2 separate regions of the Mus musculus genome follow, and region 2 is linked to region 1. Evidence: chromatin contacts called from ENCODE Hi-C or POLR2A ChIA-PET data. All regions are on one chromosome and are shown on one strand. Each heading gives the region's core, a stretch centred on a gene start or an enhancer-like site at or near the end of the contact. The rest is flanking DNA. Distances are from core to core; before and after follow the strand shown. Region 1 holds the start of Zfr2 (zinc finger RNA binding protein 2). Region 2 has its middle 15 kb from the start of Nfyb.

Region 1 (5,943 bases), core at 2,949-5,448:
GAGCTGCTGTGTGGATGCTGGGAATTGAACCCAGGTCTTCTGCAAGAGCAGCCAGAGCTCTAACTACTGAGCCACCTCCCCTCCAGCCCCAGCTGTGATTATTTTTGTAGGTGTGTGTGTGTGTATAGCCCTAGTTTTCCTGAATCTCACTATGTGGTCCTACCTCAGCCCAAGTGCCAGGATTAAAGGTGTACACCACCATTGCCAGTTTGGTCACTTTTACAATTAGTTATCTATCTTGTCATTGTGTAGGGTGTTGGTACTTCTTTGGCTATTTCAGGGAGGTCAGAGGACAAAGTGGAGGTCCTGGGTCTCTCCTTCTACCATGTGGGTCCCAAGCAGCAAACTCAGGCCAACAGGTGTCTCTAGGCTTAGCTCTGTGCTCCCAGAAGCCACCAGAGTGCTGCCGACCAAGTCCTTTTGTGAGGTGAGCCCTTGCAGCTCTTTCTGGTTTGTGAACGGTAGTTACAACTGGGCTGGTTCTTCTTCCTCCCTCGCCGGCAAGGTATCGGGGCAGAGTGGTGCTCTGGTGCCATGGAGATCCCTCAGACTGTCAGATGGAAGCACTTCATGTTGGCAGCCAGTGTTGGGAGGGCAACCCCCCCCCACACACACAACTAGGGACGCCCCCAAACCAAACCCTGCCACCAACAGGGTCATGTCTGCTACATCATGTTTTTCTTCTTATTTCCATATTTACAACAGAATTCCAGGGTCCAGACCCGGGATGTTAGGGTTTACCACCATGTCACCCCTACTCAGCTCCCTGATCTGATGACAAGGGCCACTGCCCTGCCCAGCGATCAGTGTGGTATAGGGCTGGTGGCTGGGGTGTGTCTCCAGCAGCCAGTAGATGATGGCCATCAGCTGAGATGTGCCTGGGAGATTCGGAGCCCAGAGGAGGCGGGGCCCACTTGAATGTCATCACCCATTCATGAAGAAGACCGAGACACAGCAGAGGAGAAAAAAATCTGTCCCCCAGTGTGTCCCCAACATGGGGTGAGCAGCCAGCCTCCCCAAGCACTGAACCAAATCTATTGTGTCTGTGCAGGGAGGTGACACGGGTACCCCATGAGCACCGTGACCAGGAAAGGACCCCCTTATCTACATACTTCCAAGTCCTGGGTGTGGTGGGTGTCCATGAATGCCAAGTGACAGCGAGAGACCAGGAACCCCCCCAAATCCAGGATAAACAGTATAGGTCTATGCCGGTGGCCACGCTGCTAAAATACCCACCCTTTTTAATGTATATGCAATGCTGATTTCTCCGAGCCCGCAGTCAGGGTTATAAATAGAAAACACTCGACACCGGATGGGAGGTTTACCGCCCCCAGGATGCTCCACCGAGAACTGGGGCTCTAATCCTTGGGTTCTGCATTCCCCTCACCCCACCCCCGACCCTCCTGGCTGGCGCAGCATCCGCGCTGGGGTGCCGCCAGCATTTCCCCAATAAACCTTTCCATAGCTGGGCTAGAAGCAAGGGACAAATGACAATTTAAATTTCCAGTTTGCAAAAGGCCCACTCACCTCGGTAGCGGAAGCTGCCTCTGCGCTGTCACTTGGACACAAAGGCGGGCATTTCTCGATGGTACCCAGGCGAGGGGCCTGGTGGAAGGATGCTCAGGGCCAAGTCCACATCTGAGGAAGGTCACCCAGGGCGACGTGGCCACAGCACACCTGTCCGGCCCAACTGTAGAAGGCGGCGCCGTGGGTTAGTAGCAGCACCCCTGTCCCCCTTTAGTCACTGTTTCCCCTGCCATCGCAGCCCAGGCCTGCCGCGGCTCTGGCTTTTCCCTTTCTGATGGCTGAGGCTCTGTCTTTCCCTCAGATAGTGGAGGAAGCTGCTTTTGTGTGCAGGGGGCGGGCCCAGGCCTGATAGACAGTTCTAGCATCCCTGCCTGCATCCTCCTCTCCCCATTGGCTGAGGCGAAAGCATTTCTCCCAGCCATGCCCAGAGCAGGTGCAAAAAAAAAAAAAAAAAAAAAAAAAAAAGTCTCTGAGATGGTGCATCTTACTTATGCAAAACCATAAGAGAAAATAAATAAACGGACAAGCAGCCGTGGCCTAACTCTTACAGGATGGGGGCGGGGAGCCTGCAGGATTCTTTGGTACGGGGGAAGAGACGCCCTTGAAACCATCTTTGAGGGCAAAGAAATGGAGGCTTCCAGATCCCCCTTTCAGGGTGAGTCAAAGGGTCCCTCATTCACCCAGGACAAGGCAGAATGTTGGGATGCAGCGAACCTGGCTGATTGTTTTAGATGTATTGGGTCTGCGCTACCGTGGGAACAGCGCCCCTGCAGTTGCCCAGAGGAAATCTAGAAGCTGATGGAAAAATGGACAGCTCGCATGCAGCTCAGCATCTGCAGTTGGATGGGATGGAAAGACAGTTTGTATCCTGGTCTCAAGTACTGGAAGCGCTGAGACCGGGGGGTGGGGGGTGGGGAGGCGCGTTGCAAGTTCAAATCCAGGTTGGACTAAGGTCAGCCTGGACAACTTGGTGAGCCCCCATCTCAGAAGTGAGAAGAGGGGTCATGCTGGATGGTTCAGCAGGTGTGCGTGGAGCTGTCAGGGAGGAGGGGGGTAGGCAGAGAAGCTGGTGTGCACTGGCAGTTTCAGCCCGAAGCAAGCGCGGGAGGAGGCTGGGGCTAACTGAAAAGCAATCGGAGGGCCATTGATGTCAACGTCTGCCCTCTGCATGTGCACTGACACATGCACTGGCACATGCACACACACACACACACACACACACAAACATTTAAAGAGGGGTGGGGGCGTGGTCAGAGGTGATGTCCTATGTAGAATTCAGCCAGTGGTCAGGGGTAGAGCTCTGCCTAGTATGGCAAGCAAGGGTCCTGGGGAAAATGGAGACTAAGCTACAATTTGATTTAGCAGCTGAGAACTGCAGTTGATTTCCAGACGTTACCAGAAGTAAAAGAGAGCAGAGAAGGATGTCCCCAGTGTCCATAAAGAACTAATCGCCCAGACTTTGGTCCCTGAAAGTGTGAGAGAATAAATGTTTGGGGTTTAACCCCCCTCCATTCAGTTTCTTATCTTTCCTGGTAACTAATATAAGACCCCACATAGTAGTGGATCTCCAAGGTTCTTTCTGCACATCCTGTGAGCACATCAAGTTCCTTCCTGCCACAAGGCCTTTGCCTGTACTGTCAGTACTCTCGGATCTCCTACGTTCATACGAGTGTACATGTGAGTATAGGTCACATAGGCTCTCTCTTCCTGACAACAGGTTTGTTCTAGGCATTTCCCACCATGGAAATGCGTGCCTACTGTCTCACTGAGCACGAGGCTCATTCACCTGTCGGTGCGGCCATAACTCCCACCCACTTTCAGAACCTTCCATCTACCCACACTATGCCCATCACCTCCCTACTTCTTATATCTTACTTCCTGTGTCTGTCAGTCTGAGGACTCCAGGAACCTCCTGGAAGTGAGATCCTGGTCCGAGTGTCCTTTTGTGTCTGACTCATGCTGACATGCTGTCCTCAAGGGCCATCCATCCATGTTGGAATAGGTGTCTGGGTTTCCTTGCATTTTCTGGGCTATTACTCCATTTTGTGTGTTTCCTTTAGCACTGATAAATCAGTTTGCACCTTTCTAGAACACGTCAGAAGTTGGACTCTCAGAGGCAAAAGTCAAGGGCACAGGGCTTGCAATAAATAATAGGGGAAAAGATCACATGTAACTCAAGAGAAACTGCCACAGTCCCCCTGCCTTCTAGAAAGACGTGGGCTACACACCTAGAGCCTTAAGCCTTGGAGGCCACACATGCTCAGGTCAAGGATGGTCACGTGCCACCCACCCACTCTCTCAGCCTTGGAATTTCTCAAGCTTTCTCAAGAATCAGCCAGCTCTCTGCCTTGCGTCCAAGAAGAGATAAGGAAGGTGGCAGTGTACATCAGCAGGTGATGGGGCTTGCCGCCAAGCCCAACTACTGGAGTTTGATCCTTGATCCCTGGGACTCCACGTGGCGGATGGCAGGCCGGGTCTAGAACCGACTTCCCTAAGATGTCCTTTCATCATCATAGAGGCACCTGAGTTAGGCGTCCTCCGTAGGGGGCGGGGCTTGGCCGGTGGGCGGAGACAGGCTGAGGCTCTCTGGGGCTAGGGATGGCAGGTTCGAGCAGGGGCGGGGCTTGAACGAGCACGGGGCGGTGCGTCGGGGGCAAGGCCCTGACGTCACTCCCGTGGGCTCCGGGAGGACGTGGACATGGCGGCTAGCAGCTCTTCCGGCCTCGCGCAGGGCACCAACCCGTCGTCCAGGTAACGAGCCCCGTGGGCGGCGAGGCGCCCCAACCCCGCGGGACTCGGTCGTGAGTCACGGGGAGCGGGGCGGGCCCGAGGCGGGGCGACGGCCCCTGGGGTCCGCGGGAGGGCGGGGCGGGGAGTCCGGGGAGTGACAGGCAGGGTGGGGGCGGGGACCCCGTGGGGATAGGGCTAGCCTAGGAGGGACCGACCTGGATGGGTAGGGTGGGGACCGAGGATGGAGGACAGAGTTGGGGGAGGGGACTGACCTCAGAGAGGACCTGAGACCTTGGGGAACCTTCCAAGCGGGAATAGGGTGGGGTGTTCTGGCCCCTGATGGATAGAATTGGAGTTTTTGGTGTCTGATGTATGGGGGAATCCTCCAGGCAGGGATGGAGTCAGAGTTCTGGTTCCTGATGGATGGAGGACCCTCGAGACGGGGATGGAGTCTGGGGTTCTGATGTCTAGTGGATGGGGGACCCTCCAGATGGGCCTGAATTGGGGGTTCTAATCCCTGATGAATGGGGGACCCTCCAGGTGAGTATGGATTGGGGGTTCTGGTGTCTGACAGATGGGTTACCCTCTAGACAGGGATGAATTTGGGTTCAGTCCCTGATGGATGGGGGGCTCTCCAGACGAGGATGGGGTCTGGGGTTCTGTGTCTAATGGATGGGGGGCTAAGCTAGGCAGGGTAAAGTGAGCCTCTGGTCTTTGGAAGTCAGTAAAGCACAGGCAAGTGGCACAGGCTTCCAATCCAATCTTTGAAGAGAGAAGCTGAGGCAGTGTGTGTGTGTCTAAGTTCAGGGCTAGCCTGAGCTACAGTGAGTATGAGGCCAGGCTGAAGAACTAAAGGAGATGTTGTCTCTAAATAAAAGGCCACATGAATAATGTCCGTGCCAAGTGGAGAGAAGGCGCTTGGCTGTGTGTGAGGAGTTGGGGGCTGACGGCTGGGGACGAGTGTCCTCTTCACTCAGTGGCTTGGTTAGGGTTACAGTTGCAGTGATAACACACCCGGGCCAAGAGCTGGTGAGAGGGTCACTGTGGGGACCAGAGTTCCAGGTCTGTAAGTCAGGCAAGTCCACTGCCGTAGCACAACACACACAAATATACAAATGATGAAAAGAAAAAAAAAAAGAAAAGAAAACGCTCCAGTCAACAGCAAGCTGGGAGGAAAGGATTTGCGTGACTCACACTTCCAGATCACCATGACAGGAGCTCACACAGGGCAGGAACCTGGAGGCAGAGCTGATGCAGAGTCCATGGAGGGCGCTGCTGACAGGCTTGCTCCCCATGGCTTGCTCAGCCTGCTGTCCTATAGAACCCAGGACCAGAGCCCAGGGATGGCGCCACACACATTGGTCCCTAATTAAGAAACCACCCTACAGGCTTGCCTACAGCCTGATCTCATGGAGGCATTTTCTCAGTGGGTTCCCTCCTTTCAGATGACTTTAGCTTGTGTCAAGTTGATCAAAGTTCAGCACAACTGACCTTTGTCAAATTGACACAGCAGTACGACTATTTAGCAGTGACTTTAGTCCTCAAGATCGCTTGTCAGTGAACATCACAATACAAAACATACTACAAACTTCTTTACAAATCAAACCGTTTAAACTCAGTTCGGAGCTGGAGAAGGGCCCAGTGGTTAGAGCACTGGCTGCCATTTCAGAGGACCCAGGTTCGGTA
Region 2 (5,544 bases), core at 165-2,664, 1.5 Mb after region 1:
ACCTTGCAGCAGTTATGCCTTCACTTTCGACACTTGGGATCTGTTCTGAGATGTATGCCTGAAAAAAATATTGTTAAAACCCAAACTGAAAAACCTGTAATTTGGAAAGAACAAACAAACAAGCAAACTGAAAGGCCTTATAGTTTTCAAGAGAACAGTAGTCCTGGGTGGGCAACTGAGAAAGGACTATTGAGGGTGAATGGATTCTGTTATCTTTTGTAATGAGAAGAGCTGCCGTTCCCTATGAAATAAGGGCTTCATGTTACAGGAGAAGAAACTAGCAAAATCAATGCCTAGTTAATGACAGAGTTTTCAACTCAGGTCTGCCTGGTATCCAAGCTTAATCTTCGTTTACTAGAGCAAGAATATATTCCTGGCATGAAAGGAAAACATTCCTTTAATGTATTTTCCAGAAAATACTTGAAGTCAAAACGGTTAGAATCAGAAACCCTGGCTCCATCTCTCTTATTAGTCGTTCCTTGGCTATTCAAGCATTCATTCTGAGATTTCTATAGGAACCAACAGTGTAATCTGCTGACTCATTCCTTCCAGGAACCCTAAAAGAGGGTCAAACTGCTTATCTGTCAGAAGCCAGGCCTTGGGACAGACCCATCCCAGGAGAGAGACAGCAAAACTTATCTGAAGACTGGAGAGATGGCTCAGCACTTAAGGGCATTTGGCTGCTCTTCCAGAGGACCAGGGTTCAATTCCCAGTACCCACATGGCAACTCACAACCATCAATAACTCCAGTTCCAGGTGACCTGGCACCCTCACACAGACATATATGCAGGCAAAACACCAATGCACATAAAAATAAACACATTATTTTTTTTTTAATTATCTGATGTAACTCCATGGTACAGTGCTTGCCTGGCAGGCCCCTGTAGTTGACCCCCTGCACTGGGAAAAAGAAAATGTCTATGTGAACACAAAACAATAAAAGACAATCCGGAGGATCCTGGACCAGGCCTTGGCAAACTGCCGGGTTTTGTCTATAAAGCTGGGCTGCGGTACAGCCATTATGGGCTCTATACTGTTTAAGATGTTTTCCTGTTGTGGTGGCAACAGAGAAGCTGGGATGCAAAGAAGAAACTGTTCTCTGGCTGTCCCTTTAAGGAAGCCTGTGACCTCTGGCCAAGGACGGTGCTTAAAACCTAAAGAACTTGGGAGTCACACACTACGGGGAAAGCCCTTCCAAGTCCTTCCACCCTCCCAGGATGTCAGAGGACATCCTGGCACTCTGCTGATTGAGCTCATGCCGCAGCACCGCTTGTTTCCCGCCGCCCCACCGTCCAGACCTGCTCTGTGGCTCTCCCTTGCTTTTCTCTCCTGTTTGCGTTCCCAGAGGCACAGCCCAGAACAACGAAATCACCTGTTTCTTCCCTGCCCCTCCCCCACTCGCTACAGCACATTCACACCGGCAAGCCCTGCTTCTACCACCCTGCATCATGTGCTTGGTCAGCAGAGGCGGCAACTTGGCCAGGTTGGTGGTGAGAAGAAACCGAGATGGGGTGTTTGTTTGCCTGGCTCCCGGTCACCTGGCATGCCACCTTCCTCTGCCAAAGGCCACAGTCAGGCCGCTTCTTTCTGTTGGATCCCGAGCTCTCTGCTCTCCAGGCACCTTCAGACCACAGAGGCTAACAGTTTCCTGCCCTTTCTAACTTTCAGTCTCCGGGACTTGACTATTCTGTTTCCTAGACCAATACTCACTGTATTGACTATAAATTGTTATGCAAAGAGTTACCCTAAATGTAGTGCCTTGAAAAGTAAGCCTGGCAGTGGTGGCACATACCTTTAATCCCAGCACTGTAGAGGCAGAGGCAGGTAGGTCTCTGTGAGTTTGAGGCCAGCCTTGTCTCCAGAGCAAGTTCCAGAACAACCCTGTCTCAAAAAAATAAAAAATAAAATAAAACAAACCCAAACACCAAAAGAAAAAACAAAAACAAAACAACAACAACAACAACAACCAAACAACAAAAATCAAACAAGCAAAACAAAACAAGACAAGACAAAAAACAAGGAAACATTTATGGGCTCTGGAGGAGAAGCTGTTGATAGAGCACTTGCTAACCATGCACAAAGTCCTGGCCAATCCTTAGCATTGCCTAAATGAGGCATAGCTGTCCACACCCTCCAATCCAGCGCTTGGGATGTAGAAGCAAAAAGATCAGAAGTTCACGGTTATCCTCAGCTACTCAGAGAGGTCAAAGGGCAGCCTGAGCCATATGAGATCTGGTCAAAAAGACCATAGAAAAGAAACACTTTTGATCTCACAGGGCTGCTGAGGGTGGGAATCCGGTAAGGGATTTGTGGGCGGTTCCTGGCCTTGTGGTCCAGTTGTTGGCCATAGTTATTTGGAGGTGTGAACGGGGCTTGGGGACTGATGGCCAAGTACTATAGTTTACATCTAGAATGTCCTTCCAGGGTTCATTTGTCCAGCGAGGGAGCTGGCTCACTGGGTAAAAACACTTGCTGAGCAAACCTGCTGCAGGGTGTTTGATCACACTGTGAACCCTAAGATTGTGTTCCTGACTGGAAAAGCCTGTTTTTAGTTGTGGTGTGGCTCAGGCTTAGCATACACCTTTAGTGGGTATTTTAAACAGGATTAAATAAAGTCAACCATAGGTCAAGGGGCGGAGCAAGCAGAGCTGACAGGAAATGAACCCAAGATTAAGAAAAAAATCATAGAGAGTAGGAGGGGACCAGGAGGACAGATAAAGAGACACACAGGAAGTAGAAGGGAGGGACATTGAGTTGGGAAGAGTTTTTTTGTGTTTTTGGTTGTTGTTTTGTTTTGTTTTGTTTTGTTTGAGAGAGAGGCATTCTTTCTGGGATGTCGGCTAAGGAAGAAGGCTGACTGGTGCTTTCTCTGCCTCTCCGAGCTAGCAGGCTTCCACCCCACATCTGGTTCCCGAGTCTTCATTGGTAAAATTGAATGACTGAGATTTTGTTAAAAAAAACAAAAAAACAAAAAACAACTCAAACCTAAGTTTAAGTCCCAGAACTCATAGGGTAATGGAATGTGGTGGTGCACATCTGTAATCCCAGAACTCCGACAGTAAGACTGGAGGTGGAGGCAGGAGAATTCTGTGGAAACTTGGAACCCACTAAGCTGGAGTACACAGAGAGACAGAAACACAAACCCTGTTTCAACATGGAGGAAGGAAAAAGCAATCTCCTGAAAGTAATCCTGACCTCCACATGCAGACACACGCATGCATGCACGTGTGCACGCGCGCACTCGCGCGCGCGCGCACACACACACACACACACACACACGAATGCACATGCATGTACATGTATACATACACACAAATGGTCACACACGTGAATTCATGCAGGCATACACATATATACATACATACACACATATACTAGCATACACACGTGCACTCATGTATGCACACATAATAATTAATTAATTAATAGCTAATCAAAACTATTTTTAAGGGGCCTGTGTATTAAAAGCTGATCCCCAGAGTGTCACTATCAGACTATCAGGAAGTGGTTTAGGAGGTGGGGCTTAGTAGATTTTAGGACATTGGGTATCGTGTGCTCTTTTTTTTTTCCTTTAATTTACGCGTGTGTGTGTGTGTGTGTGTGTGTGTGTGTGTGTGTGTGTATGTGTGCAAGTAACCAGAGGCCAGAAGTGGGTGTGAAATTTCTTGGAGCTGGAAGTAGCAGTTGTTTGTAAGCTGATCAGCGTGGGTGCTGGGATCTGAACTCTGGCTGATAGAGCAGTGTCATGGTATGAGTATGCTTGGCCCAGGGAGTGGCACTATTAGAGGATGTGGCCTTGTTGAAGTAGGTGTGGCCCTGTTGGAGGTAGTGAGTCATTGTGGGTATGTATCTCCTGGCTGCCTTTGGATCGAGAGGTAGAACTTTCAGTTCCTCCAGCACCATGTCTGTCTACACGATGCCATGCTCCCCACCATGATGATAATGGACTGAACCTCTGAAACTCTAAGCCAGCCCCAGTAAAATGTTTTCTTTGTAAGAGTTGCCTTGGTCATGGTGTCCCCTCACAGCAGTAAACCCTAACTAAGACAATGATCTTTGAGGATTCTAGGTCAGATTGAAGCTTTTCTCCCACTAAGTTGACCATTTCAGGTATTTGCTATTCAGACAAAAAGCTGAATAATACACAAGTCCACCCACCCTCATGGCTGTTAGGAAGAAGCCAAAATAGCTTGTTCAAGACATGAAAGACACCCCAATAATCAAGAAAGACACCCTAGTGCCATTTAGAGCCTAATCATAGAAGTGACCTTGATAAAGTAAAAAGTAGACATGTGTCTATCTTAGAACACTTTCTGTTCCTTTGATCTGTTTTTCCATCACTACACCAATACCACATGGTCTTCAGTACTGTAGCTTTAAAATGAGGCAGTCTTCCAACTTACTCTTTTAAGTCTTTTCTTTCTTTTTTGTGTATGCATGCATGTGTATATGTAAGTGTGTATGTATATATGCATGTATATCTATCTATTCATGTGTGTGTATGCATGCACATGTGTGTGTGTGTCTTAATCAAGGTTTCTTTTCCTGCACAAACATCATAACCAAGAAGCAAGTTGGGGAGGAAAGGATTTATTCAGTTTACACTTCGACATTGCTGTTCATTACCACAGGAAGTCAGGACGGGAACTCACACAGTGTAGGAACCTGGAGGCAGGAGCTGATGCAGAAGCCATGGAAGGGTGCTGCTTACTGACTTGCTTCCCCTGGCTTGCTCAGCTTGCTTTCTTATAGAATCCAAGACTCCCAGCCCAGGGATGGCACCACCCACAATGGGCCCTCCCACCCTTGACCACTAATCGAGAAAATGCCTTACAGCTGGATCTCATGGAGGAATTCCCTCAAGGGAGGCTCCTATCTCTGTGATAACTCCAGCTTGTGTCAAGTTGACACACAAAACCAGCCAATACACTCTGTATGCATGTGTATGTATGTATGTATGTATACATGTGTGTATATGTATACATGTGTTTGTATGCATGTGTGTATTTATGCACATGTGTATATGCTTTTGTGAGTGTGTATTCAATCTGGTACTTGCCAAGGAGGATAGGCTGGCTGGCCCACCAGCCCCAGAGATCCACCTATCTCTGACTCCCTATCACTGGTATGACAAGCACATGCTACCATGCCTGGATTTTGTTTGTTTACTCATTTTTAACATGAGTTCTGGGACTAGAACTCAGGCCCTTATGCTCTGAAGGTAAGCACTGTACTGACTGAGCTATCTCCCCATGATTAAAATGATGCAAGAGTAAACCTTAAAATTCATGAGCTAACTACAGTCTGACTTCATTTTTCATCTTGTCCTAAGCAGTGAATGTTCGTTTCTGGATTAGAGGGATTAGTGTCTTACTTGACTTGGGAAGCACGCGTGCGTGTGTGTGTGTGTGTGTGTGTGTGCACTCTCTCGAGTACAACCTTGGGTGAGGCAGGGTCTCATTGCAGTTGTCCATGCCAGGTGGACCAGGATTCCCCACCCTCTGTCTCCCATGGCCCCGCATGAGCACTGGGTTACACATGCT

What was found. A loop is a pair of places that touch in the nucleus more often than their neighbours do. ChIA-PET counts read pairs that join two places held with the same protein, here RNA polymerase II (POLR2A).
Region 2: a loop to region 1 is called in a map of T-helper 17 cell, with 4 times the contacts of the local background. The contact joins the enhancer-like site here to the promoter of Zfr2 in region 1. A Hi-C loop is called at or near these places in 1 of 37 maps with a recorded cell type or tissue (T-helper 17 cell). POLR2A ChIA-PET finds 5 or more read pairs at or near these places in 2 of 5 experiments (Patski and embryonic stem cell).

What each region holds. Positions count from the first base shown.
Region 1 is chr10:81,228,965-81,234,907 of GRCm38, forward strand. Zfr2 (zinc finger RNA binding protein 2) reads left to right here and starts at 4,199. Exons shown (of 18, transcript NM_001034895.3): 1 at 4,199-4,278. The coding sequence starts at 4,226. Atcay (ataxia, cerebellar, Cayman type) reads right to left here and starts at 1,822. Exons shown (of 13, transcript NM_178662.4): 1 at 1,528-1,822.
Region 2 is chr10:82,776,700-82,782,243 of GRCm38, forward strand. It overlaps a transcript of Hcfc2 not described here. Among named protein-coding and RNA genes, the nearest start is that of Nfyb, 15 kb to the left of the region's middle. Within about 2 kb of position 1,415, at least 1 of the 3 ENCODE cell types and tissues checked has a DNase peak (open chromatin) inside an H3K27ac peak, as active enhancers do.